3 separate regions of the Mus musculus genome follow, and regions 2 and 3 are each linked to region 1. The links are chromatin loops, found by intact Hi-C in ENCODE. Cell type or tissue: heart. All regions are shown on one strand.

Region 1 (5,000 bases):
ACCCCTATTCACAACCTTGTGTGCAGAGCCAACCTCCCAGCAGAGCAGGAGATGACACTCAGGGAACACAGGGCCCTACTCCTACATTAGGTAGTACCCAATCCACTGGGAAAAGGATGGGTGTACACAACAGCCAAGGCCCTTCACTGAGGTTTGTTTACTGATTGTCCACCAACCTCTTACTGCACTTCAATCTTGGCTATTGGAGATTGGTTCAAATGCTTTGACTCAATCGGGAATCTGAGTGTTCAAATGCTAAAGGTTCTTGTCCCCAATCGGTTTTTGATCGATCAATAAAGATGCCAGAGGCCAGTGACTGGGCAAAGGGAGATGGAGCAGATCCTTAGAGTTTTGAGGGCTAGGACATGGCGGGTGGGTGGCGGGTAGTGGAAGAAATTGCCATGAAGCGGTGGGATACAGATGGACATAGGACTGCAGGAGATAAAGCCAACCAGCAATGTGAGATTTCTGTTAAATGGCCACTGACCACTTCCCCGATTGGCCCTGAGGTAGCAGAGGAAGGTTTAGGAGTACCCAGCCTTGGAGTAGCTAAGGCATTTTAAAGTTAACTGGCAAGCATGTGTGTGTGTGTGTGTGTGTGTGTGTGTGTGTGTGTGTCCTCCATTCACGAATCCAGATAGCTCCTAGGAGGGTGTGTGCATGCGAGCCAAAGCCATGGAGCACAAACTCACTGCTACACTTGGCTTCCCTTTACACCCAGAGAGATGGCCCCAGTCAAGACCCCTGTCCACTGAGAATGCGTATCTTGAAAAATATAAAGTTTCTAGGCTGATATAGCCTCCTACTCCAGTCCAACCCAGCCAACTCCACATTACCATTCCTGACATTCCCTCTAGCACAAGGGCCTTTGGGTCTTAACACGGCATCTGCCCGGATATGAGTTCTCTGTGCTGGTTGAACTCAGCACCCTGGACCAATGGGAAGTGTCTTCTGCATCTACTCAGCAAACAAAGTGGTGCTATGGTGTTGTGGATTTGGTTTATTGCTTATATTAATTGGGTTCCCAAATTACATGAGAATTCACACATCTGCATGCAAGGCACAGTGGGACCCTACCAATTGGCTCTAATTGGTAAATAAAGTTGCCAGGCTGCCAATGGCTGGGCAGGGAGACTGAGGTGGGACTTTAAATAAGAGTTTCTGGGCAAGGGAACCATGGGGAAAAGAGGGATTTTTAGAATCGCCATGCTGGGGAAGCAGGAGGATCAGTCTTGAGAGCTGTAGGAGAGAAAGCATACGGCCATGTAAGAGCTGAGGATGAGTGGCCCCAGGGGGCCCTCCCCAAATAGTGTCTGGGGTAGCAAAGATGGAATATAGATTTTAGTAAATGATAAATTCAGGAGTCTCAGAGGGTAGGTGTTAGCAATGTGGAAGGTTGGGAGGGGCCCAGCTGTTGGGCTGCTTAGGGCATATTAAAAATAAGGCTGCATGTGTGTGTCTTTTATTCAAGAATCCACATGGAGCCGGGGCAGTGGTGGCGCACGACTTTGATCCCAGCACTTGGGAGGCAGAGGCAGGCAGATTTCTGAGTTTGAGGCCAGTCTGGTCTACATTGAGTTCTAGAACAGCCAGAACTACACAGAGAAACCCTGTCTCAAAAAACCAAAAAAAACAAAACAAAACAAAAAAAAGAATCTACATGGGATAGTCATAAGAAGTGCTTGCCTGCTAGGGAGATTAGAGTGATTTGCATACTATCACTACACCATGGCGTTACATCATACACTCCTGCTCTAAACCTTCTGCAGTGCCCTGTGGACCACAGATCAATCCTTTCAATAACTACATACGACTTCCAGCTGCCTCTCCACGCAGTCTTTCCCTCAGTCTCATTCCTGCAGAAAATCCAATATCCGTGAGTCCAGACCAGGCTCAACTGTGACCCTAGCTGAAAAGTAGATTCCAAAGTGGATGTGGTACGATTTGTGCAATTTAGGGGTGGAATCACATAGAACAGGACTTCAAGGTCAGTTGGAGGCCAGGCAGGGATAATGCATAGGACCCTAAACTAAAAAAACAAAGTAAAAAGATTACTGGGCCACTCAGAGCCACCGGCCACAAAATGAGAGCCCCCAGACAATCTGCTGATAACTTTGGTCCCAGATGGTACAATTCACAGGCCAACATCCCTAAGTGCCCAGGAGCCACCAGACTTGGAAGCTGTTTTGCAGGCTGGGATGGATCCAAACCAGATCTGTTGGGGGTACAGATCTAGTGTGTCAGGAACTTGTATCTAAGCCGACCTTGTCTACAACTCAGCCCCAATGAGAGACCAAGGTCCCTCAGGATCTGGTGCTCACTGTGATCTTAACTCTTAAACAGTACGGCTACGAACAGGAGGAATTAACAGGGTGAGCTCCAGGGAATGTTGGACAATTGTGGGCAAGGGGCATGGGACCTTAGTTCCTGTTTTGGGGCACCCAACAACCTCAAAAGGTAAGAGGAGAACGAAGGAAGGAGAGAGTGGTGAGTAGATGGACGGAGATACTGACAGATGAACACTGGAGTCCCTGGCAGCAATTGGACCCATAGTCCAAATTCCCAGGAAGCCCTTGTTGGCTGCAACTGGCCCCGAAAGGCCTCCAGCACGTGCCAAAAAAAAAGGAGCAGGCGCCAGAATGGCCACCAGGGGGCCAGCCGACGGTTCTAAGTACCCGTCCCGTCGGTGAGTCGGTGAGGAAGCATCCGAGCTGGGTTGCAGAGGACTGGCCGAGGAAACTGGACTAGGCCACGGCGTGACAAAAGCGTGTCCAGCGGGGCCAGCAGAAGCCGCACAGGGGTTTCAGGTGGAACTAAGGTGTGGGGTGCGGCACAGGGAAGAGGCCTGGGGCGCGCGCGCGGGGGGGGGGGTCCGCGGGTGCTGCCCCTCCCCCACGGCGCAGGCCCATTCCCCTCCCCCACTAGGGGGCTAACTCGTAGGTTAGGGAGCATCCACATTTCTCTCCCCGTCGGTTTTGCTTGCGTTTGGCCCTTTGTATGAGGCTAGTTCATTGGATAGTTTCGAGGTTCACCCCGCCCAAGTTCCTGAGCTGGCCAATTGCAGAAAGTGTCACAGCGCGCTAAGTTCCGGGGATCGTCACCGTACTGCGACGATTCCCAGGATGTTTAGGCCTCAGTGATCTTTGCTCCCGGGACTCGGGCCTTGAGCCCAAGGATACCTCCAGAGCCTGTGCCCGGGAAGGTGCCCTCTGAGCATCCGGATGACCCTTGGGAATCTATGCTTCTTTTTCCTCACACGACTCTCTGATGTGTCCTCGAGTGGACGCGCTCATCCCGAAGAGGAGTTTGCAGACGCTCCCTCGAGCCTAGGACGCGGCCCCTTTAAGAGTGCGGCCGTTCAGGGCACCGCCTGCTTGGACAGGCGCCCTGGGCTCGGGCTCCTTAGGCGGTCGCGGGCAACGAGGGCGCGGCAGCCGCGTGCGGGCTGCGGGAAGCTCGTGTTTAAGTAGACGCGTAGGCCACCGGACGGGAGGGACGGTAAGCTGAGCAGGCGTGTGGCGGGCAGCCCAGCTCAGGCCCCGCCCCGCCCGCTGGGGTCCTGCGCTCCGTGCTGCGCGCGGCGGGCGCGGAGGGAAGTCCCGAGACAAAGGAGCGCCGCCGCCTCTGCCGCCGCGACGGTCCGGGCCGCGGTCGCCCAGGTGAGCCGCCACCGGCCTGCGCACGCACTCCCATCTTCGCCCGGACTCGCCGCCGTTCCCAGTGAGCTTCCGGGAGGCGCCGAGCGGAGCCACGGCGGCCTCCTCTCGCTCGCGGCCTCCGAGTCTCGGCCTTCGGGGCACTAGGGCCCAGCCGCTGTGCCACGGGAGAATACAGGGTTGGGAGCACGGCCCACTGCCCCCCTACTCTTGGCGAACTGAGTTCCGCCGACCCCGCAACAGATAATCTGAGCTTCCCAGTAGCTCCCAGACGCGTTCTGGGCGGTGCTGGGCTCCGTAGTTAGGCGAGTGAGAGTGCGGAAGGCCGTGAGTACTGGGCCGTGTCGGGGCCTGTAAGCACCCGGAGTCACATCAGAAGGCTTCGTTCGTTACCGAGACGCTAGGCTTGTAGCTTGGGTTTTTGTGGGGGAGTCTTGTGTATATTCTCTGCCCCACCTTCCTTTATTCTTAAGGAACTGTTGTTTTAGTGGATGAGTTAGTTACCTGCCTGCATAGCAGAAAACGGGCGTCGAAGGGGAGTTTGTTTTCTTTCTAAAGGTATTCAGGCTGTGAGTGATCGCAGTCCTGCCCTCCTCTGGCTGTCTCTGCCACTGGAAACTTAACAAACAGCGTGGTATACTTACTGAAGGATCCTTAGGGCCTACAGTGTGCATTCGAGTAAAAGAGGCCGCTTCGCCCTATCCAAGCCAGCCGTAGTGCCTGGTACCCATGTTCCCTCTGCCGAGGTGGGCGGAGATAAGCAACCTTGCACAGGCTCTCTGACCGGTAAGTAGCTCTGAAGTAGGTGGTGTCGCCAGACAAATACTGTACACTGTAGGAAGCCTGGAGTCATAAGACCCATCCCTGTATGTCCTTCCTGTCTCTAGTAGTGGGGAGGGGAATGGTTTTTTGGTTTGGTTTGGTTTAGTTTGGTCATTGCATCACAAAACTTTTAGCTCGTGAAGTGACTGTTTGCCTGGGAAGGCAAGTTGTGTTTAAGTGGCTTTTGGAGTGCTTGCGGGAGCAGCAGCACTGCCCCCCAAGTTTCTGCCTAGATCATTGCCAGGGTGCTCCTAGGGTTCCTTTTCCTCGACCGTGGGGCAAAAGGCCTTTAAGAGTTCTGATAAGAGCCACCTCTCACTTCTCCCTGTTTTTGAGACAGGATCTCTTGTAGCCAAGGCTAACCTTGAACTCTTGGTGATTCCCTGGTTCTGTCTCCTTAACACTGAGTGTCCAGGCAAGAGCAGTTGAGCTAGCTTCTCGGTTCTTCTCACTTAGGATAGCTGCAGTTGGATGCTAGGACAGAGTTCTCTGGGCACACAACTTTATCCTGAAGTCAGTTAC
Region 2 (5,000 bases), 340 kb after region 1:
GAAAAATTAAATCAGTATCAAAATTCAGGCAACCTGAAAATGTTGTGGGGTGTTCACCGTGGAAGAATGCTCTGACATAGTTTTAAGCCAATAGGAAAGTCTTTATTAGCTGGCTGGTGAGTACACTGGGTGTTTAGGATCTCAAACAAGAAAGGCCTTGAGCCTTTCTCAGGATGAGCTTTTAAGGGCAAAGCCATGTTCTGGGTTGGCATGCTTCAGTTAACAAGAACAGTTAGTCAGAGGCAGAACTACAGAAGCCAAAAAGCAAAGTTAGGAATTTAGAGACTTTCTCAGAACTATCCACACTGAGGGATTGGGTCTGTTTTCATTCTTTTGGCAGGTGGTGCTATCTACATGCCGAGTTTTACAGCCTGAATTGGACTTCCATCATGGAGTGAGTTGTGCTAAGGTCTGAGGCATGTTACAAAACAATCTCTTAGAGTAGGTATTTATCTATGTGTTTGGAAAGATGAGGGAAGTATAGCCCCAGGTAATGGTGTATACTGAATGGCAGAAGCCAGGCATACCAAGTTCCAGGTCAGCCAGTGCTACACAGTAAGACTTTGCATATGAAATTGTGAGGAATGTTTTAAGTGCTCTGGACTTCAGCTACAAGAAGGACTGTGTTGGTTAAGAGTAAGATCTGGTGGCTTGCAGTTGAGAGTACTTGCTCTTAGAGGGGAGGACCTCTGTTCAGTTCTGGCCATCCATATGGCTGCTCACAACTGACCTTCTTAACTCCAATTCAGATGCCCTCTTCTGGCCTTCACAGACACCAGGAATGTGTGTGATGCACAAGTCTACATACAACCAAACACATACACATAAAATAACAAGTAACTTTTTTTTTTAAGAGGATGTGAATCTGAGCTGCCTTGGAAGGCTTTGGGGACCGGGAAAACCACGTAAGCAAGAAAGTAGTTCAAGGGCAGGAAAGATGGCTCAGTGGTTAAGAGCACTGGTTGTTCCAGAAGACCTAGGTTCAATTCCCAGCAACCACATGTTGGGTCACAACCATCTACAATGGGTTCTGATGCCCTCTTCTGGTGTGTCTGAAGAGAGCAACGGTGAATACATTAAATAAATTTAAAAAAAAAAAAAAAGAAAGAGGAAAAAAAAGCAAGTAGTTCAAAGTCAGGTTCATGGTGTCCCCAGCAAATGAACACATATAGATCGACTCGCTTTATATTTCTGTCTCAAAAGTACCGCCACACATAAGGATTTTAGAACCTGGTGTCCTGTGCAAAATGAAGCACTGCATGGAACTAAGCAACCAGCAGAGCGGGAAACAACCAGAAACAGGGCAAGCGACACATGTCGCGTGAACGTTGAGGGTGGCCAGAGTATGTATGACAAAGGTCTGAAGACAAACAGGACAGAGATAGAGAAGCATCCAGGTCACTCCAATCAGACTGAGCTACGTCCTCAAGAGCCACCAGCAACGCAGCCGGAAACGTTCCTTTAGCGTCAAGGCGCTCGGGGCGGAACTGGATGGGGCTCCACCCCCGCAGCCAGGCGGGACTTCCGGCAAGGGAGTGACGGGCGCGGCCTGGGCGGCGGCACGTCCTAAGGTAGCGGCTGCCTGAGGTGACAGCGGCCCGTGGATTCGGGCCCCGGAACGAGCCGCGCTGGCGGCGGCGGCGGTAGCCGCGATGATGGAGATCCAGATGGACGAGGGAGGAGGAGTGGTGGTGTACCAAGACGACTACTGCTCGGGCTCGGTCATGTCGGAGCGTGTGTCGGGCCTGGCGGGCTCCATCTACCGCGAGTTCGAGCGCCTCATTCACTGCTATGACGAGGAGGTGGTCAAGGAGCTCATGCCGCTGGTGGTGAACGTGCTGGAGAACCTTGACTCGGTGCTGAGCGAGAACCAGGAGCACGAGGTGGAGCTGGAGCTCCTACGCGAGGACAACGAGCAGCTGCTCACGCAATACGAGCGCGAGAAGGCGCTGCGCAAACAGGCCGAGGAGGTGCGTGGGCCCCGGCCGCCGCGGAGAGGGACGGTGAGGGACGGTGTGGGTAGCGTGGAGCAGCCAGCTCGGCTCAGCCGGCAGTATGCTGCTGATGCTGATGCTGATGCCGATGCTGCTGGGAGTGCCACTTTCTCCATCCAATTGGGACCTAGAGCACAGCCTGTGCAGAGTCCGGGAGACATGGGCCCCCATTCCTGCTGTCCTCTGACCTTGGCTGCCGCCTGCTGGCTCTGGGTTTTATTCCTTCCCGTCTTTGGAGCAAGTTGCCCTAGAATCACAAAGCCCAGAATTCTACAATTCTAGAAATAAATGCTCTTCGGTTTATGATGGGAAGTGCCTTCTTATATGAGGTTAAATTCCATTTAAGTGAAGTTGACTTGACACAGTCTTAGAGACTACTATTGAAATTAAGAGTCGATCTTGATATTTTGGCTTCTTATTAAGTTAGTGGCCCTGCATCACAGCTAGGATAAAAGCTTTGCTTATCTTGAATCATTCATACTTTCCATGGTTTGCCTTTTGATTGTCAAGATTTTGCTGTGAATGCATGGGCACCACATAACTGGCTTAATCAAGTTCTCTACATATGGGGGGATTCAAAAGCCTCAAAGGATGTGAGGAGGGCTTGGGTGACCTCAGAAACAGGGAACTGGCTCCAGAAACTGTCTGGGCTAGATCAAGGTCACACACTGACCACAGACAAAAGGACAGGCCAAGTAACAGGGTAGACCTTGGCAACAGCTTAAGCCTTACCTTCTGGGTTCATATTGCTGCCTAGTGGGGCAGTACCCTAGAAGTCTGCAGTGTTTGGTCCTTCTAGACCTGCCCTGGAGTTGTCTTGTGCCTGATACCACTCTCCATAGCCCTGACTCTCTGGGGACTTTTGATACATTGGCAAAGGACTTGGGTATTATTTCTTCCCCTTGCCTCCATACTTACATAGTCAAGATCACTAATGTGGAGAAAAAGAAGAAAATGAAGGTGTACTGTGGTAAGGCAAAGTTACATCCTTGTAAAATGGTTTCTGCTTGAGTGTTGACACTGTCCCCCGGGGAGGATGCCTCTGCCTTCCAGCTTAATAACAAGCTGGACGGAGCAGTGAGTGTACGTGGGGCTTAGGTTGTGCAGAAGACCCAGCTCTTGAAAGGAAGCTGAGCAATGCAATGAGTAAATAGATGCCAAACTGGCCCGGTGGAAGCCGGGGTTAAATGCCCATTTATGCCCTTGGAGGGACCTCCAGTGAGGGTAAAGCTGAAGGGGGACTAAACACTGTAAACAGCATCCTAGCTCCTGTGGAAAGACCTGCATGCTTATCTTCAGTTCTGTAAAAAGACTACAGTTTCCTTTTCTAAACAGGGATGGGTGATGAGATGGTGTAATAGCCCGGAGCGATGCATCACTGCATGCAGAGTTGTGCTGCAGAATTGCTGTCCCGGGCACTTTGCTTGTTTAAGCTTAGTCAGATATGGGTAATCTGAGCTGTCAGCAGCTTTCTGGGAAGACAGAATCCTAGGTTTTTAAAATTTTTAAACAGAGACAACATCGCAGCCCTTTCCTTCTTTCCTGATACCAGTATGTTTTGATACCAGGTGGTTCCCTCTCTGGGACTCAGAACCTGAGAGGAGGGGCTCAGCTGTAGTGTTGACAGAAGAAACCAGCCTGGCTATCCTGCCCCCGGGGACCACACACCTTACCCAGCCTCTCCCTCTTTCTCTCAGACCTTCAGTTGTAGCTGTTTTATAAAATGAGTGAGTTACCAAAAGTAGTGAATCAGGTTCACTACAAGTATCACTGTTGACCACTGGTTACCTAGAAAGAGAACTGTGGCAAGGTGGATTTAGAAGCGAGGGCAGTGCCCCTAATGTTTCAACTCAGACTTGGGCCTCATAATCTGTCGAGTTGTTACTGATTGGTACTGTTCTAATGTAAAGTGGTTTGTATCCCTTGGTCATTTTCCTCTGGAAGAGAAAAGGACTAGAAAGGCAGCTAACTGTACTAGCCTTTTTCCTTGCAGTAGACAAGCACTTAGATCAAGGAAAAAAGATGTTTTTTGAAAGACAGAGTATTGTCGTTATTATTGCCGTTATCTTTCTTAGCCCTAAGGATGTGGTAGAAGCACCCTTCAGGTTATCTCAAGAAACTCCAGTGGGTTCTCTGGACATTTGCTGATGCTGTGGCATTTGCTGCTACACAAACAGAATCCAAACTCAGAATTTGACCCAAGATTTATTTTTTCCTGAAAGACCCAGGATGATACCCTTTTCTCACATTTCTACTTGAAGTGGTTAGAGGCCCATTCTTCTCAACTCAAATACCCTCCTACCTTCCCAAGTGCCACTTCTATTGCTTTGTCAGGGAAAGGTTTATCAGGCTACTTCTGCCCCCCAACCCCAACTTCTAGCATCCAACCATGTACTAAAGAGATCACGAATGATCCTTATCACTCAGGAGCTCTGAAGAATTTAGTATCTTTTGGCCTGCTCCACCCAGAGTTATTCTCATTTCCCTGCTGGTACCGGCAAAGAGATTCTAGCTGGTGTGATGAGAAGGGAAGCTGGCTTTTTGTTTCTCTGCACATCTCTCCACACTGATGCTTCAGTTCCTGAGGCCCAAGGACCCCCTTTGGAGCAACCATTCTGCCCAGTGAACTTTCTGTGACAATGGGCCTGCTCTGTTTTATACTATCTAGTTCAGTAGCCGATGGGTACAGTGGCCTTTGAGCATTTTCACTGTCACCCATGAAATTGTGGAAATAGGACTTTGTTTTTCCTTTTTCTTTCTCTAGTGCTGGCAATGAAAACCAGAGCCTCAGAGCATGCTGGGCAAGTTTTCACCACTGAGCCACGATCTCAGCCTCTGCTTTTCATGTCGTTTAATACATGTGGCCAGGACAACCATGCCACATGTCTATGTGAGCATGGCTGAGTTGACTTCATATAAAAGCAGGTGACTGATATTTTTAAATTAGCATCAGGCAAGAAAGGAAAATGCTTAGAACATAGGTTTGCATTTTTCAGTGGACATTTT
Region 3 (5,000 bases), 140 kb after region 1:
CAAACTGCCTCTGTGTTTGTTTCTGTTTGTCACCACCGAATCCTTACCCACCTAGCTTTGAGGACCCTCATTCCAGAGACCCCCATAACCGACTTGGGTGGACCGTGGCACCCTGAAGTGCCAAATTAGGAAAGACTGGGGTTCCTCCGAGGAGGAGACTAGGACAGCACATGGGCGTGGCATTAACTAGCCGCAGGTTGCTTTAGGCAATAGTATTTTAGGAAGATTAAGTTTGCCTTAGTATCGGTGTTACATCAACAAAGTTGTTCTTAGATGTATCCTGAATTATGTAGGGGCAAGGATTGGGATTTGATACTACAACTTCAGGGACCCGAGAGTGACTGTAATCATGGGTGGCACTCTACAGAGAAAGAACGATGTTACAAAGTTTACTTCTGAGCAGTGTCATGGCAGTTGCATTACAGAGGATGGTAGAAGGAAGCAAGGAAGAAAGTGTCCACTTAATGAAGGAAATAGGTATATAATGTGAAAGCTACATTTAACAGAGAAATATCAGAGAGGGCTGGGGTTAATATGTACGACATAGAAAGATTCTATAAAAATAGTTAAAATACAATTCAGGACATCAGTGGTGACAAAGATCATATGTAAGAGAGTTAACAAGGGTTCTAGGATATATATGTACATTCATCTATATATGTGTACATATATATATCCTAGATTTTATATATATATATATGCATATACATGTATATAATATTACCTTGAAACTTTTTTATTTGAAAATTTTCAAATCAGAAAGTTTTAAGTTCATCTTAACCTCTAAGGGTGAGAGGATTATAGGAAATGTCCTTCCTTTCATACAATTCAAAGTAAAACCAAAACTAAACACAGAATAAGAGGAAGAAAGTTAAATGGTGTTCTGAATTTTCCCATGATTATCCTGTGACTCTCTCTCTGTGTGTGTGTGTGTGTGTGTGTGTGTGTGTGTGTGTGCTGTTTCCTCTTTGACACACCTTAGTTTTGTCATTTTACAAGACAGTGATAAGGATGTCATGAACCTCTTTTGTATTGCTGGGCTTTGAGGTTGGGAAATGAAGCTGGCTTGTCCAACTAAGGTCATTAGTATTCCATGGGGCTTGAACTTAGATCCCTTCAAAACTTTGATCAGAAACTGGGCAGTGGTGGTACATGTCTTTAGTCCCAGCACTTGGGAGGCAGAGGCAGGTGGATTTCTGAGTTCAAGGCCAGTCTGGTCTACAAAGTGAGTTCCAGAACAGCCAGGGCTACACAGAGAAACCCTGTCTCACACCCCCCCCACACACACATACAAACTTTGATCACAATTTCTTTAAGACTAGGACATTTAAGTTGTCAGTTGAGCTAAATGCACAGGCTTGGGCCTTTCTGGATGATAGAGTTTGGGGGGAAAAAGGATTGGCAGAAGAATAAGCAGAGTAGAGATGTGGCATAGCAGGATATGTAGGAGGAGTTATAATGGAGAGAGTCATCCTAGGGTCATGCCTGGGGGCATAGATCTCTCCATAACCCTTGCTGACAAAGTGGTACAATTCCCACAGCTCCCAAAAGACCAGGGCCTTCAACTTATTGTTCTCTTTTTATTGACTTTTGTCTATTAGGGATTAAACTCGGGGTCTTACACATGTCAGCCAAATGCTCTATTGTTGAACCTTGTAAGTCTTTGTAAGAAGAGAAATGAACAGGGGTGGACAAGAAATGGACAGGGGTGGACAAATTGGTTATGGGAGGACCATTGGCTTCTTGTTAGTACTGATTCCTTGAAGGGCCAGGATTGTAACAATGTAATAGATGTGGTTAAAGAAGGAATCTAGGGGACTGGAGAGATGGCTCAGCAGTTAAGAGCACTGACTGTTCTTATGAAGGTCTTGAGTTCAAATCCTAGCAACCCTGCATGGTGGTTTACAACCATCTGTAATGACATCTGATGCCCTCTACTGGTATGTCTGAGGACAGCTACAGTGTACTTACATATACATAATAAATAAATCTTTTTTTTTTTTTTCAAAAAGAAAGAAAGAAGGAATCTAGTGGCCTTAGAAAGGGTGAGGTTCATACTTCAAAATACACAGGTGGCTTTTGATGACCCCACTGGGAGGCTGAGTCAGATGAACATATCTCCAAATCCAACCGACTTCCCATGACTGCCTGTCTAAGATTTCCGCTTGTCCTTAAGGTCCTCCCACACTGCCCCAAACACTAATGGACCACATCTAAGACCTTCTACTTGTCTGGAATGACAACTGTGCTGGAACATGTCTGCTGACGTCCCAAGCTCTGCAGTGACTGGTGTGATATCTTGGTTCCCTTAGACTGTGTTGAACATCTGAAAGCTGGGATTATAGAACCAATGCTCTGCCGAATCCTGGCTTTGAGCCTGTGTGTGTCTGGTTACTTCCAGCTGTTCTAGCCTGTCCACGAGGTTGAGAGCAAGACATTTGTAATCAAACCATTGGAGGTCCAGCTTTTCCTGCTTGCTGCTTGGGATCTTCTACAGATCAGCAATCCCAGGACCCTGCCGTCCCTCCAGCAATCACTAGATCACTAGATGGCTCTTTCCAGGAGAAGTATGTTGCTCCCCACTCTCCTTGAAGCCAGAATGAAATGAAGCAAACACTGCTTCCAGAATGTGTTAAGAGAAGCAGGAAGGGATGTTCGAGAAGGAGGGACGCTCAACTGGCTGTGCTTGAGACCAAGAGCTCAGGTTCTTAGGGAAGCAGAAGACAGCATGACTCAAGATCACAGCCATGAGGTGTCCACTGGGGTTTCCAGGTCTGACATTCTTCCTGATTGTGACTCACGAACAGGCGGCCTAGGAAGCTGATTTTAGCAGAAGGCCTAGGGCACACCAATAAATTGGAAAGATGCTGTTAAGAGACTCATTTAGAGCCTGGCATGGTGGCACACACCTTTAATCCCAGCACTTGGGAGGCAGAGGCAGGCGGATTTCTGAGTTCGAGGCCAGCCTGGTCTACAGAGTGAGTTCCAGGATAGCCAGGGCTACACAGAGAAACCCTGTCTTGAAGAAAAAAAAAAAGAAAAGAAAAGAGAGACTCACTTAGGGTAGCAGTGTAGTGGCACACACCTTTAAGCCCAGTGCTCAGGGGGCAGAGGCAGGTGGGTCTCTTGAGTTTGAGGCCAGCCTGGTCTATAGAGCGAGTCCCAGGCCAGCCATGGCTACACAGAAAAACTGTCTTGAAAAGTGAGAGAGGGGTGGGGCTGGGGATGTAGCAGTTAGGAAATGCTTGCCCAACATGCATATAGCCCTTATGGGAAACACCTGTAATCCCAGCACCAGGGAGTGGAGGAAGGAGGGTCAGGACTTTAGGGTCATCATCAGCTACACAGAGAACTCAAGCTTAGCCTGGGCTACAAAGATCCAATCAAAAAAAAAAAAGACTAATTTAGAGTGAGGTTCCCATGGCAGTGTATCTGGGTAGGGTTTTGCATAGCTGTCTGCCTCCCACTTGATGAAAGGATAGCCGAATGGAGACCCAGCCTCTATAAAACTGAAGCCTCCAGACTCAGGGTGTAGAAGGCTTTGGGGCTCCATGGTTTTATTAGCAATAGAAATGGGTCACCTCCAGTCTACTTTCTCATTTTAGATTTTTTTTTAAATGTATGTGAGTGTTTTGTCTACATGTATGTGTGTGCCTCGTACCTGTGGAGTCCAGAAAGGGCATCAAATCTTCTGAAATTGGAGTTACAGGTGGTTCTAAGTTTTCATGTTAGTGTTGGGAACCAAACCTGGGTTCTCTAGAAGAGCAGCCAATGCTCTTGACCTCCGGGCCATCTGTCCAGTGCCACTTTCTTGCTTTTGAAATGGAAAGGGATATGGTGGCAGGTGTCTATAATCCCAGCATTTGGAGAATTGAGTTGGGAGGGTAGCAAGTTGGACAGCAACCCATACTATAGAGTCATAACTCTTCCACAAACAGAGAAACAGGTGCTAGCTTCCATAGGGAGGGGGGCAGGGAAGAGGCACACGGTGAAAACTATCAGTCACTCACAGTGTTACTGTGGGGACAGACACTGAGGTCAAACAGAAAAACTAAGTGTGGAAATGGCCAAGCTGGAACACTGAGAAAGTGAATCAGAGTGCTATGATTAGGCGCGAGATAGCCAAACTGATGCCGAACATGGTGACATACACCTTTAATACCAGCACTCAGGAAGTAGAGGCAGGTGAATGTCTGAGTTCGAGACCAACCTGGTCTACAGATCGAGTTCTAGGACAGCCAGGGGTACATAGTGAAACCCTTTCTAAAAAAATTAATGAAAAGAAAACAGAAAAGATAAGCAAGCTCCCGAGATAAGGGAAAGGCCAGGGCTCTGCGTCCTCGAGCACAGGCTGGCTTCCCCACCCACGAGTCCTTGAGGAATCCTTCCTCTTGTAGACTCTTGTCTCTGATATAACTAATTACACCAGGGAGCCCCTAACAAAGCCTCCACATACAACAGGAAAGAAACCCCAAGGCACGCATTAGATAAAAAAAATTAACGAAGATTAATTAAGAGCTGTAACTAGCCGGGTGGTAGTGGCACATGCCTTTAGTCCCAGCACTTGGGAGGCAGAGCCAGGCAGGTTTCTGAGTTTGAGGCCAGCCTGGTCTACAGAGTGAGTTCCAGGGCAACCAGCGCTAGACAGAGAAACCCTGTCTTGAAAAACAAACAAACAAACAAACAAACACCAAGAGTTGTAACTATTTCTTGAGAACTAAGAGAGCTTCGTATCATTACAGCACTTGGACACCTGCAAGGTCAGATAGCAAAGCTGGTCCAGTAAGTGACAGCAAGGTCAGATAGCAAGCTGGCCAAGTGAGTGACAGCTAGCAGACAGAGAACACTAACAGTGAAGAAAGCAGCAGCTAGAAACGGACAAAGGGAGGGAATGTCAACACTCCTAACCTGATAGCAGCGCACACCCTTCGTGATCGTCCCTGGGTCAGGGACTGACCGAAGCATGCCAGCCTGCTCAGTAGCTCAGCTGTTAGCAGCTG

What was found. Hi-C counts contacts between places; a loop is a spot of excess contacts. Peaks named below come from ENCODE experiments on the same cell type or tissue, not always from the same donor. Only the 100,000 strongest peaks of a DNase experiment are listed, where the experiment ranks them.
Region 2: it touches region 1 in a loop (3-fold over the local background); 6 of 42 quality-filtered maps call a loop at or near these places.
Region 3: a loop joins it to region 1, with 2.4 times the contacts of the local background. A loop is called at or near these places in 14 of 42 quality-filtered maps.

The regions. Positions count from the first base shown.
Region 1 is chr17:25,271,980-25,276,979 of GRCm38, reverse strand. Ube2i (ubiquitin-conjugating enzyme E2I) reads left to right here and starts at 3,549. Exons shown (of 7, transcript NM_001177610.1): 1 at 3,549-3,659. It overlaps Gm17801 (predicted gene, 17801), which reads right to left and starts at 2,856. Exons shown (of 1, transcript NR_027452.1): 1 at 1,452-2,856. In heart, a CTCF peak has its summit at 2,652 (motif pointing right); a DNase peak (open chromatin) is centred at 3,019; H3K4me3 peaks cover 2,868 bases; H3K27ac peaks cover 3,226 bases.
Region 2 is chr17:24,933,507-24,938,506 of GRCm38, reverse strand. Mapk8ip3 (mitogen-activated protein kinase 8 interacting protein 3) reads left to right here and starts at 1,530. Exons shown (of 33, transcript NM_001163449.1): 1 at 1,530-1,970. The coding sequence starts at 1,653. In heart, CTCF peaks have their summits at 1,038 (motif pointing left) and 2,190 (motif pointing left); a DNase peak (open chromatin) is centred at 1,496; H3K4me3 peaks cover 2,695 bases; H3K27ac peaks cover 2,205 bases.
Region 3 is chr17:25,127,197-25,132,196 of GRCm38, reverse strand. No RefSeq gene overlaps it. Among named protein-coding and RNA genes, the nearest start is that of Clcn7, 3.7 kb to the left of the region's middle. In heart, a CTCF peak has its summit at 1,939 (motif pointing left); a DNase peak (open chromatin) is centred at 4,861; H3K27ac peaks cover 917 bases.